Regions from separate parts of the Homo sapiens genome. Here region 1 is linked to region 2. A link is an interaction called in ENCODE POLR2A ChIA-PET data of the cell type or tissue named here. Cell type or tissue: Panc1. All regions are shown on one strand. Each heading gives the region's core, and the rest is flanking DNA. Links, peaks and the distances in the headings are about the cores only. Region 1 has its middle 510 kb from the start of LINC01493. Region 2 has its middle 240 kb from the start of LINC01493.

Region 1 (5,393 bases), core at 228-5,227, 270 kb after region 2:
ATGCACTTTTGAAAGTTTACTCTGGCTGGAGGCGGTGGCTCATGCCTGTATTCCCAGCACCTTGGTAGGCTGAGGCAGGCAGATCACTTGAGGACAGGTGTTCAAGACCAGACTGTCCAACATGGCGAAACCCTGTCTCTACTTAAAAAGACAAAAATTAGTCAGGCATGGTGGCGTGTGCTCCTAGTCCCAGCTACTCTGGAGGCTGAGGCAGGAGAATCACTTGAACCTGGGAGGCGGAGGTTGTAGTGAGCCGAGATTGTGCCACTGCACTCCAGCCTGGATGACCAGAGTGAGACCCTGTCTCAAAAAAAAAAAAAAAGAAAGAAAGAAAGAAAAAAGAAAAAGTTACTCTACCAGTGAATTTCCAGAAGAAGAAATAGTAAAGTTCTGGTACAGACAATGTCAGTGTTCTTATATCTGACTCAGGTACAAAAGACTCATCAATCTTCCTAGGAAACATTTTATAGATGGCCTAGGAGAAGGAGATTTCTAGTGTAATATGCAAAAATAAAAATGTAATATTCTGGAAATTAATAATTAATCTGGAGGAGCTGTGGTATTTTTAATAGACTGGTAAAAATGTTGATTTACTTTAGAATTTTGATTTAGAGCGAAATCATGTCACCAAATGTATATTAGCAGCATGCAGCACAAGTTAAAAAAGTACAGAAACTAAGAAGCACAAATGATTTAATGTATAGTTATTTTTATTTCTATTCAAAGTGTTACCATATTTAATACTTGCAAATAATACTTCTGTATAATGACATAGAGGAGGAATTCTCTTTAGCTGTTTCATTTATTATTTTCCCACTAATAAAGACTATCATTTATTATTCCTGATCCTGTTTTTAATTGTGTACATTATTGCTTATTATTAATAACACTTTTACTAATAGATTTTAATGAGAAGTAAATAATTGCTCCATTAATATAATCACAAGATTATATACTTGTCATAAACTTAATCCTCAACTACTTTCATTAACTATTTATAGGATTTTAAATTGCATTTATTGGGTTTATTTTATATGCAAGCTCTAATATATTTAAGTTTACAATAACTGTTTACAAGGCCCAAATTGCCGTATTTTTTCCCAATCTTTGAAAATGTATTCTCTAATTATGTGATAATAACTATTCAGTGATAGGGCAATTATAGAGTAATTGCTATGTCATTATTGAGTAATAACATTGTAACACCATGAAATTACAGGGTAGATAAATACATGGCGAATTTTACATACTAAAGCATAGTACAGAAAATCAAATAATTATATTGCACTGCTTTTCTACGGTACAGAAAATCAAATAATTATATTTCAAAGCATACAATAAATCACACTAATCAGTTTTCAGTAGATTTATATAGTAAGAAAATTGCTTCAAAGCAAAACCTCTATTGCTTTTTTGGTTAAAGAAACTGGCTTAGTTTTTGTGGTAAAGCAAGTAATGGAGATAGAGTGTGTGATTAAGCATTTATGTTTTTCTTTAAATATCATTACTTATATTACCTTTTACACTCAGTAAACATATTATACTACAAAAGTCAGCTTTCTCAGAAAAAAATTCCCACTGCTATTATTTTCGTGTCATTCTCTCACCGAAATGGACACTAAAATAGAGACAATCAGCTCTTATCATTTTAATTTGTATGCTAAATTTACATACACATTTTCACTTGTATGAAACAAACAAAAAGAGTCTACTATGGAAAAGTAGTTTCTCAACTTCAACTGCATATTTTTGCAAGGCTTTAATGTCATGAATGGCAACAGTATTCTAGGGAAAACTCTCCTGGATCAAAGAAGAACTAAATTCATAACAAGTAAAATGATTCTAGATTAGATTCTGGGTCACAAAGAAAACATCTATAAAGGATATTATGAGGAGAATTGGGAAAAAGTGAATTTGGGTTCAAATACTAAGTAGAATTATTGAATTGATGTTAAGCTTTTTGATTGTGCTACGTTATATTGTTTTTATATTGAAGAAAATATTTATTCATTAAGAATTTATGTTCTATCATTAACCACAATGTTCTACCCACTTCAGTTTTAAAAAAACCAAAAATCTGTGTCTATATATACACACGCACACAAACACACACACACACACAAAATGAAGGGCTGAGGAGAGAAGGAAGAAAGAAAGAGAAAGCAGTAATAGTAAAATGTGAACAAGAAGGGTAAAGACAAGTGGGGGGTGGAAGAGAGAGCGTAAAAAGAAAGAGAAAATTATATATAGATGATAAATACAAGGATGCTTATTGTAGTGTTCTTGAAACACTTTTAGGTTTAATTTTTTTATATAAAATTTAAGGAAAAGTTTCATTTACCTTTTAAGTGTATGAGAGCTTCACTCGGTTCAACCAACATATTCTGACTGAGTGGGAAATACCCAGAAGAATAACACAGGGTTTCTTTTTTTCTTTTTTTTTGAGACAGAGTCTGGCTCTTTCGCCCAGGCTGGAGTGCAGTGGCGCTATCTCGGCTCACTGCAAGCTCCGCCCCCCGGGCTCACCCCATTCTCCTGCCTTAGCCTCCGGAGTAGCTGAGACTACAGGCTCCTGCCACCACACCCCGCTAATTTTTTGTATTTTTAGTAGAGACGGGGTTTCACCGTGTTAGCCAGGATGGTCTCAGTCTCCTGACCTCGTGATTCGCCCGCCTCGGCCTCCCAAAGTGCTGGGATTACAGGCGTGAGCCACCGTGCCCGGCCAACACAGGTTTTCTTTCAGTCAGGAATAATAGTTTCTTGATTAGCATGGACATGTATAGAAATTACCACATTCTACAGATTCATAATGTGTTACTTATCTTGAGCTTGCAAACTGCTTATGAGTGGCCCTAGAAAGGAACTGATATAGTCTGGACAATGACTTCATAAATCCTAGATTTGCATAAGAAGACAAAAAAGTGAGGAAACCCAGGGATCTTAAGTATAACTAAACGTCAGTGATACATCACAGGATGTTTAAACATATGTTATTCTTTACCTAGACTTCTTTCTTCATGTGTAGTAGTGCATCCTTTCATTTGATTCAAGTCCCTTACTGTTTTATACACTCCAAAATATTTCACTGTGATTCTAGAACTCATCATGATCTTTCATCATTATATATGCTGATATATTCTCAAAATTTTTCTCTAAGTATATTCCTATCTAGCTAAAAATAGCCATAACCTGACGATATTGCTTTAGCTGCAGTCGTTCAAAGTGGCAGCTTTCATTGATCCCCTTCCATAGCCAACCATATCTTCAGACCTAACTAAACTCTTAGGTGAATTTCTCATTGCTGCTACTAGGCTAGAGGATGGTAAACTTGTTCTAAAGAGCCAGAGAGTAAAGCTTAGGCTCTATAGCCGATATATGGTCTCTGTTGTGGCTGCTGTTGCTGCCTCCTTCATCTCCTCTTTCTTTTGTTTGTTTGTTTGTTTGTGTGTCAATAAGAACTTTTTTTTAATACTTTAAGTTTTAGGGTACATGTGCACAACATGCAGGTTAGTTACATATGTATACATGTGCCATGTTGGTTTGCTGCACCCATTAACTCGTCATTTAACATTAGGTATATCTCCTAATGCTATCCCTCCCCCCTTCCCCTTCCCCCACCCCACAACAGTCCCCGGTGTGTGCTGTTCCCCTTCCTGTGTCCATGTGTTCTCATTGTTCAATTCCCACCTGTGAGTGAAAACATGCCGTGTTTGGTTTTTTGTCTTTGGGATAGTTTGCTGAGAATGATGGTTTCCAGCTTCATCCATGTCCCTACAAAGGACATGAACTCATCCTTTTTTATGGCTGCATAGTATTCCACGGTGTATATGTGCCACATTTTCTTAATCCAGTCTATCATTGTTGGACATTTGGGTTGGTTCCAAGTCTTTGCTATTGTGAATAGTGCCGCAATAAACATACGTGTGCATGTGTCTTTATAGCAGCATGATTTATAATCCTTTGGGTGTTTGTTTGTTTTAAAACACACACATACACACACACACACACACACACACACACACACGACTTACTTTAATTGGCCACACAGGCCAAAGTCTGGATTTTCCCTATAAGCTATAGTTTACTCAGCCTTGTTCTAGACTATAATTTCTTTTTTTCCCCCTAAGAGAAAATTTATTTATTATCTTTAAAGTTATCATCTATTGTTCTCCCAGTTATCAATCCTCATTCACTTTAGCATTTCACTCTCCATCCCTATTCCAGTAATTATTTCTGCAATTACAGATCCATACATAAGATAAATGATCCATTCATCAGTCTTTTCTCTCAGTTGCGTGTATATTTGTTTTCTGTTTTATATCTTTCCCCAATAACTCAAAACTACACAACTTCCAAATCTCAGGTCCAGACATCTTACTCTCTTTTCACTGTCTTCAAAGTTTCCAACTCACCACTTCTAGTCACTCCACACAACAATTACACCACAGAAACCTAGTTTATATTGACTGTATGAAATTTTTCTATTGTTTCCTCTCCTCATATTCTCACTTTTATTTCGGTTTATTGTTATAATCATTGCCTTACACATATCCACAATCCTTCTGCCAACTGTACTCTTCTTCATTGTAGTCTACAAGCAAAACACAGCTATGCTAAGATCCAGCACATGGCTTTTTCTGTGGTTGCAATGAGAATCAGCTAGGAAAAATACACAACTGAGCTGATTTACTAGTGATCTAAAACTCGGGTTTCCAGTGTCTCTCCTCAAATTGTCAATAACACCTCCTTCATCCTTACTCTCACCTTAGGACCTTACTTATTACGTTATTGAAGCAATTAAGAAGAGAACACTCACAATTATCCCTTCCCACATCTGTAACTGTGTCTGTATACTCTACCAACCATGCTGTTGTTTGACTGGAGCGTACTTACTCCCATTTCAGGGATGTACACTGGATCCCATCCCCTCTCACTTACTGATGGACTTCACATCCATAATTTTCTTCTTTCATTTTTTATTTATTTTCTGTGTGTGTGTGTGTGTGTGTGTGTGTGTGTGTGTGTGTGTGTTTTGAGACAGAGTCTCACTCTGTCGTCTAAGCTGGAGTGCAGTGGCACAATCTTGGCTCACTGCAACCTCCACCTCCCGGGTTCAAGCCATTCTCCTGCCTCAGCCTCCTGAGTAGCGGGGATTATAGCCGCCCGCCACCATGCCTGGCTAATTTTTTTGTATGTTTTAGTAAAGATGGGGTTTCACCATATTGTCCAGGCTGTTCACAAACTCCTGGCCTCAAGTGATCTGCCTGACTCAGCCCCCCAAAGTGCAGGGATTACAGGTGTGAGCCACCACACCCAGCCCATAATTTTCTGCTTCTGTTTTGTCTCATCAACTTTTCTTGCTTTACTTGAATGCTACTATCTGGATAGAAACC
Region 2 (5,393 bases), core at 89-5,088:
GTCATCATTAATTTTTATACCCAATGATTCATTCATTCAGTACACACTAGGCACAACTCAGTGCTGGAATACCACATAGAGCAAATAAGGGGATGGCTATTACCTTCATAGATCCTCAATTTAGTGGAATACATAGATATTAATTCCATAAAAATAACTGGAAAATAGACACTATGATAGGTGGTATGTACGAACGTGACTTGATGCCATGCAGCTTATTAAAGTGGATGTTGTTTTGTTTCTTTTGAGACAGGTTCTCACTTTGTTGCCCAGTCCGAAGTGTACTGGCGTGATCACTGCTGACTGCAGCCTGAAGCTCCTGGGCTCAAGCTATCCTCCCACTTCACCCTCCCCAGTAGCTGGGACTACAAGCATGCACAACTGTAACTAGCTAATTTTTTTTTTTTTTTTTTTTGACAGAGCCTCACTCTGTTGTTGCCCAGGCTAGAGTGCAGTGGTGCGATCTTGGCTCATTGCAACCTCTGCCTCTCTGGTTCAAGTGATTTTCCTGCCTCAGCCTCCTGAGTAGCTGGGATTACAGGCACCCGCCACCATGCCTGGCTAATTTTTTTATTTTTAGTAGAGATGGGGTTTCACCATGTTTGCCAGGCTGGTCTCTAACTCCTGACCTCAGGTGATCTGCCTGCCTCGTCCTCCCAAAGTGCTGGGATTACAGGTGTGAGCCACCACCTGGCCTATTTTTTTTTTTTTTTTTTCGTAGAGACAGGGTCTCAGTATGTTGCCCAGGCTGGTTTTGAACTCCTGGCCTTCAGTGATCCTCTCATCTCTGAATCCTGAGTCATTGGGATTGTAACCATGAGCCACCATGCCTGACCAAAAGTGTATTTTAACATAACTGTAAGCAAGAGATTAAATGACCCATAGGAGTTAAAAAGAAAAAGAGAGGAGAAAATATATCCCAGTAACAGCATTCAAGAAAAACTAATTTAAATCCATTTTGTCTGACTTACAGAAAATTAAGGAAGAATGGTTCAAGACATGGCTACCAAAGTTAGTTGGACTATATACCAAGTAGAGCCAGATCCTCCTTGTGTTAAGTATAAGGAGAAGAGATCAAAATATTTAAGACTTTGCTGATAAGATATGCATTTTGAAATGCTCACTCTGGTTTGACTGCTGCCTAAAGAATTACTTGGAAAGGAGTACACTTACTCTATAACAAGTTATAAATTAAAAAATTATATAACTTTATGCCTGGGATTTTTCATGGCCAGCTGCTAAGTTTAATAAGAAAGTTTGAGAGATAAAGTAACTTTTATAATTACTGACAATTGATTTAAAACAACCAAAACTTACATTAATTCCAAATATGTTGTTTTCATGATATATTGACATATGTTTATTAGATATTCTATCCAAACTAGCTAAAATGTTTGCGCTCTTTGATCATTTGTGTCATATTTTACTTTCGATGTTTCTTCACATAGTTTCTTATGGCCCGCCACTTCTTGCCTCTCCATCCACTGCGCAAAAAGGTGATGTCTTAACACTCTCAATGTCAATGCAATTTGTGTAGGTTCTACTTGCACACTTCCAATATGTGATAACTTATTCAAAAAACAGACTAATTTTTTCTAACACACTGCAAATTTTGTGGGCGTAGCAGTAATAATTTGATGTTTTCCTTTCACTGATTCTGACTTGATGTCTTGATGTCATAAGTAGTTAAAGATAATGCTTTAAAAATTGTTAATATTCTTTACCAATACATTACTTTATATTATTGTATATTTCTGAAAGCATTACCTCCTACATAAAACATTGCCTTATTGAACAATATCAAAAAAGAAGTGACCAGTTTTACCTAGTACAAAAGTTTACCAGGCTAAGTTTGGAAATCCTAGAGAGGAGAGAGGAAATGAATTCGGGACATATATTCCTCCTATTTAGGAGAAATAGAATTTTTAGTTTTAATAAAACCATTTGGGGTCAGAAAGGTTTGTCAAGGTAGGCATATATATTTTTAACCATTTTGTAATTGTAAGAGAATCATAATACAGCCATAAAATTCAGTTATTCTAAAAGCCAACATAGTTTTTTTTATAAATGTGAATCAAGCAATATTGTTCTACTTAAAACTCTTCAATAAATTATCATTACACATAGATTAAAATACACATTTGTTACTACACATAATATGATCCTACACGATGAAGCTCCTGTCTCATTCCTTACTACTCTCCCCACAATACTATGCTTAAGCTGCCAGGTCTTAAATATGTCAAGTTCATCTCTGCTTTGAGACCTTGGCACTTGCTCTTCCCCTCTCTGAACTGTTCTTCCCACAGAGCCTCATAGGTCTGAATTCTTATCACTTACACCTAAGCTGAAATATGAGCTGCCTTCCATGAGCCTTCCATGAGCACTTCCAGTCACCCTTTATCACATTACACTGTTATATATTGTTCCTAGGACTTCTCATTATTTAAAATTATCATATTTATGTATTTGCTTATTATCTGTCTTCTTCCATAAATAGATGTTCCCTAAAAACAGACAATGTATCTATCTGGTTAACTATTTTACTTCCAGAGTCACCTGTCCTCTAGCAATACTCAATAAATATTTGTTAGATAAGAAAACGAGTGAACAAGTAACTAAATAAATCACACCATTCTAAGGTCTCCTCTGTACCACTACTTCAATGCAGTTGCAGCCACACATGATTACAGATCTTTTCATTAACAAAATTCACAATGCTTATTTACTTTTCAGTTTATGATTAAATATGTTCAGAAATAAATATACAGAATTTTATGGCATTATCTGATAAATAAAACAAAGAGATTCAAATAACTATTTTTATCTGATGGGAGTAAAATTTATATCAATATATTTCAGACAAATCTAATTATTTAGTAATCCATGCCTTCACAGAACTATAAAGGGCAGCTATTTTTCAAAAAGTATGTTAGTTTGGATATTACTAAGTGTAAAAGAAGAAAGATTGAGAGGGTAAAACATTAAGAAAACACTTCAGGTTACCTGCTATACTAGATTAAATTAATATTCAAGCTGTGATTGATCACGATTGTTTGAAAATAAAATGGTGACTTAAAATTTTCCTAAGTGTCAAATTAATTGTGATATTTTATTTATCCTGTTATAGGTAGATAGACAGACATGAGTGGAGCAAGAGAGGGCTCTCCCCTCACCACCCACTAGAAATGTTGGGTGGTGGATTCCACAATTTATTGCGTTGCCTCTCCAAAAGTGATAAACTGGCTGTGGCGCCAGAAAGAGGCCATTTCCTGATGGTCCACACCTGTTAACATCAAAAAATTAACTGAATGTAGGCCTCAGGCAGAAGCAACATCCTCGGCATCCACATTAAGAGACAAAAATGATGAAGTATGATCTTCCAGGTACACGCCTCTGGAAAAGGGAAGAAAGCCCTCAGATGGGCCTGCCTGTAACTCCCTACACACACTGCCATGCTCAATTCCAAAGGATGAGGAACACACTGCGCATGTGGGAAGCCCACCCTAAGGAGGGAAGAGTCGCGGGAAAGAGGCAAGCCTGTAAAAGTCTTAGGATCACGGATAAACGGACACTTGACCAGCTCTCAGTTTAACCTTCAGGTGCCCTCTTGGATCCCTTCCAAGTGAACTTTCCTTTCTTCCTGTTCTAAAGCCTTTTAAGTAAACTTCCACTCCTGCCCTGGAATTTGCCTGATCTCTTTTTCGGCTTTATGCCCCTCGGTTGAATTCTTTCTTCTGAGGACGCAAGGGCTGAAGTTGCTGCAGATGCCTATGGATTCCCTGCTGGTAACTCAGGATAATTTAGATCTCTTCCACTGCTAATAATCCTATTCACATTAACCGGAGGGCCAAATGGATCCAGTGGATCCCTAGCCAGACAATCAGTCAGCAGACACCCACTGAGTAATCATTATACAATGTGTTTCGTTAACATGAGAAAAGCAAATGTTTACATATGTGCCAGTTAGGGTTCTAAGAATTTCGCATATATTAACAAATGTAATCTTCATGATAACCCTTCACAATAACTGTAACTATCCTTATTAACAGACAAGGCGAAGTGACCTGCCCAAGATAAAACTCATCAGAGCTGGGATTTGAACTTAGGCAGTCTGACTACAGCTTTACACTCTTGACCACTGTACTATCCCACTTCTCACTCAATCCTCTTTTTTCTGAAAATCAAAATAAATAGCTGAAGAATAAAGTCAGATGTGACTGAGAGAGCTGGAGACTTTTAAAGTCATATCCGGAAAGTCAGAACACTGGGAAATACAGAAATAAGAGTAATTATGTACACTTTTAAATGATTCAAAGAAATTTAATTGAATTTCGAAGAGATAGATTTTTGGCTGTTGTCTCTCCAACTAATTTTGCCCAGCATTATTTGAACTTGTAGACAGATTTGTCAAGTTCTACAAAAGACAGCAAATAACTTTCGGATAACAAGTAAACTTTGCTGTATTTTTTTAGGCAAGTTCATCATGCATGAATTTCACATCCTCTTTTAAAAAAGTACTGCAGTGTAAACACATTTATGAAATGTCTACTGCTAAAGAAATCATGTAGCCTAGTTTACATGGTTTTACACATATTTACACATTAATTGGACATTATAAAAACCCTACTTTTATTAAAAATGAATTTAAAATTCTACAGTGACATGTGAAAACAAAATAAAGATATGGGTACCAGTCCCAGCAATATTACCATTTGTGAATTAAACTTTTACCAAAATGCTTAGTTTCCTTAGAAACTATTTTTCTAATTTTATGATGAGGTATGGTACACTGCCACTGCTTTCATCTGCTCAGTATCATGTTCTCTGGGGAATTTTCCAAGTTTATTCTTTTTAATTCTGGTAGTTCTTATACTCATGAGTCAGTCTCTCTCTCTCTCTCTCTCTCTCTCTCTCTCTCTCTTTCTCTCTCTCTCTCTCTCTCTGTCTCTGTCTCTCTCTCTCTGTCTGTCTTTCTGTCTCTCCCCCCTCTTCTCTCTCTCCTGGAAATGTTAATCTTTAGGAATTTATCCAGTGCCAGAAAGCAGGCAGCTGGTGATGAGTATTTTGTAGCATGTAGAATAAGGTACACTAGTCTCTGCTACTAAGATTCCTGAAGCAGTTGTGTGTCCTGTCTTTTCCAAACATGACTGGACAATTTCTCCAGCACTGTAATTTACCCTCTATCTTCTAAAAGTCGACATATTTATGCTGGTATCAATCAGAATTTCTTTAAACCTTCTTATATGGTTTGGCTGTCTCCCCACCCAAATCTCACCTTGAATTGTAATAATCCCTATGCGTCAAGGGTGGGGACAGGTGGAGGTAATTGAATTATGGGAGCAATTTACACCATCCTATTTTGGTGGTAGTGAATAAGCCTCACAAGATTT

What was found. Peaks named below come from ENCODE experiments on the same cell type or tissue, not always from the same donor. Only the 100,000 strongest peaks of a DNase experiment are listed, where the experiment ranks them.
Region 1: POLR2A ChIA-PET joins it to region 2 with 6 read pairs; 2 of 35 experiments call an interaction of 5 or more read pairs at or near these places.

Annotation. Positions count from the first base shown.
Region 1 is chr11:39,153,409-39,158,801 of GRCh38, forward strand. No RefSeq gene overlaps it. Among named protein-coding and RNA genes, the nearest start is that of LINC01493, 510 kb to the left of the region's middle. In Panc1, for the core only: no CTCF peak of the experiment used is centred there; a DNase peak (open chromatin) is centred at 2,875.
Region 2 is chr11:38,886,892-38,892,284 of GRCh38, forward strand. No RefSeq gene overlaps it. Among named protein-coding and RNA genes, the nearest start is that of LINC01493, 240 kb to the left of the region's middle. In Panc1, for the core only: no CTCF peak of the experiment used is centred there; no DNase peak of the experiment used is centred there.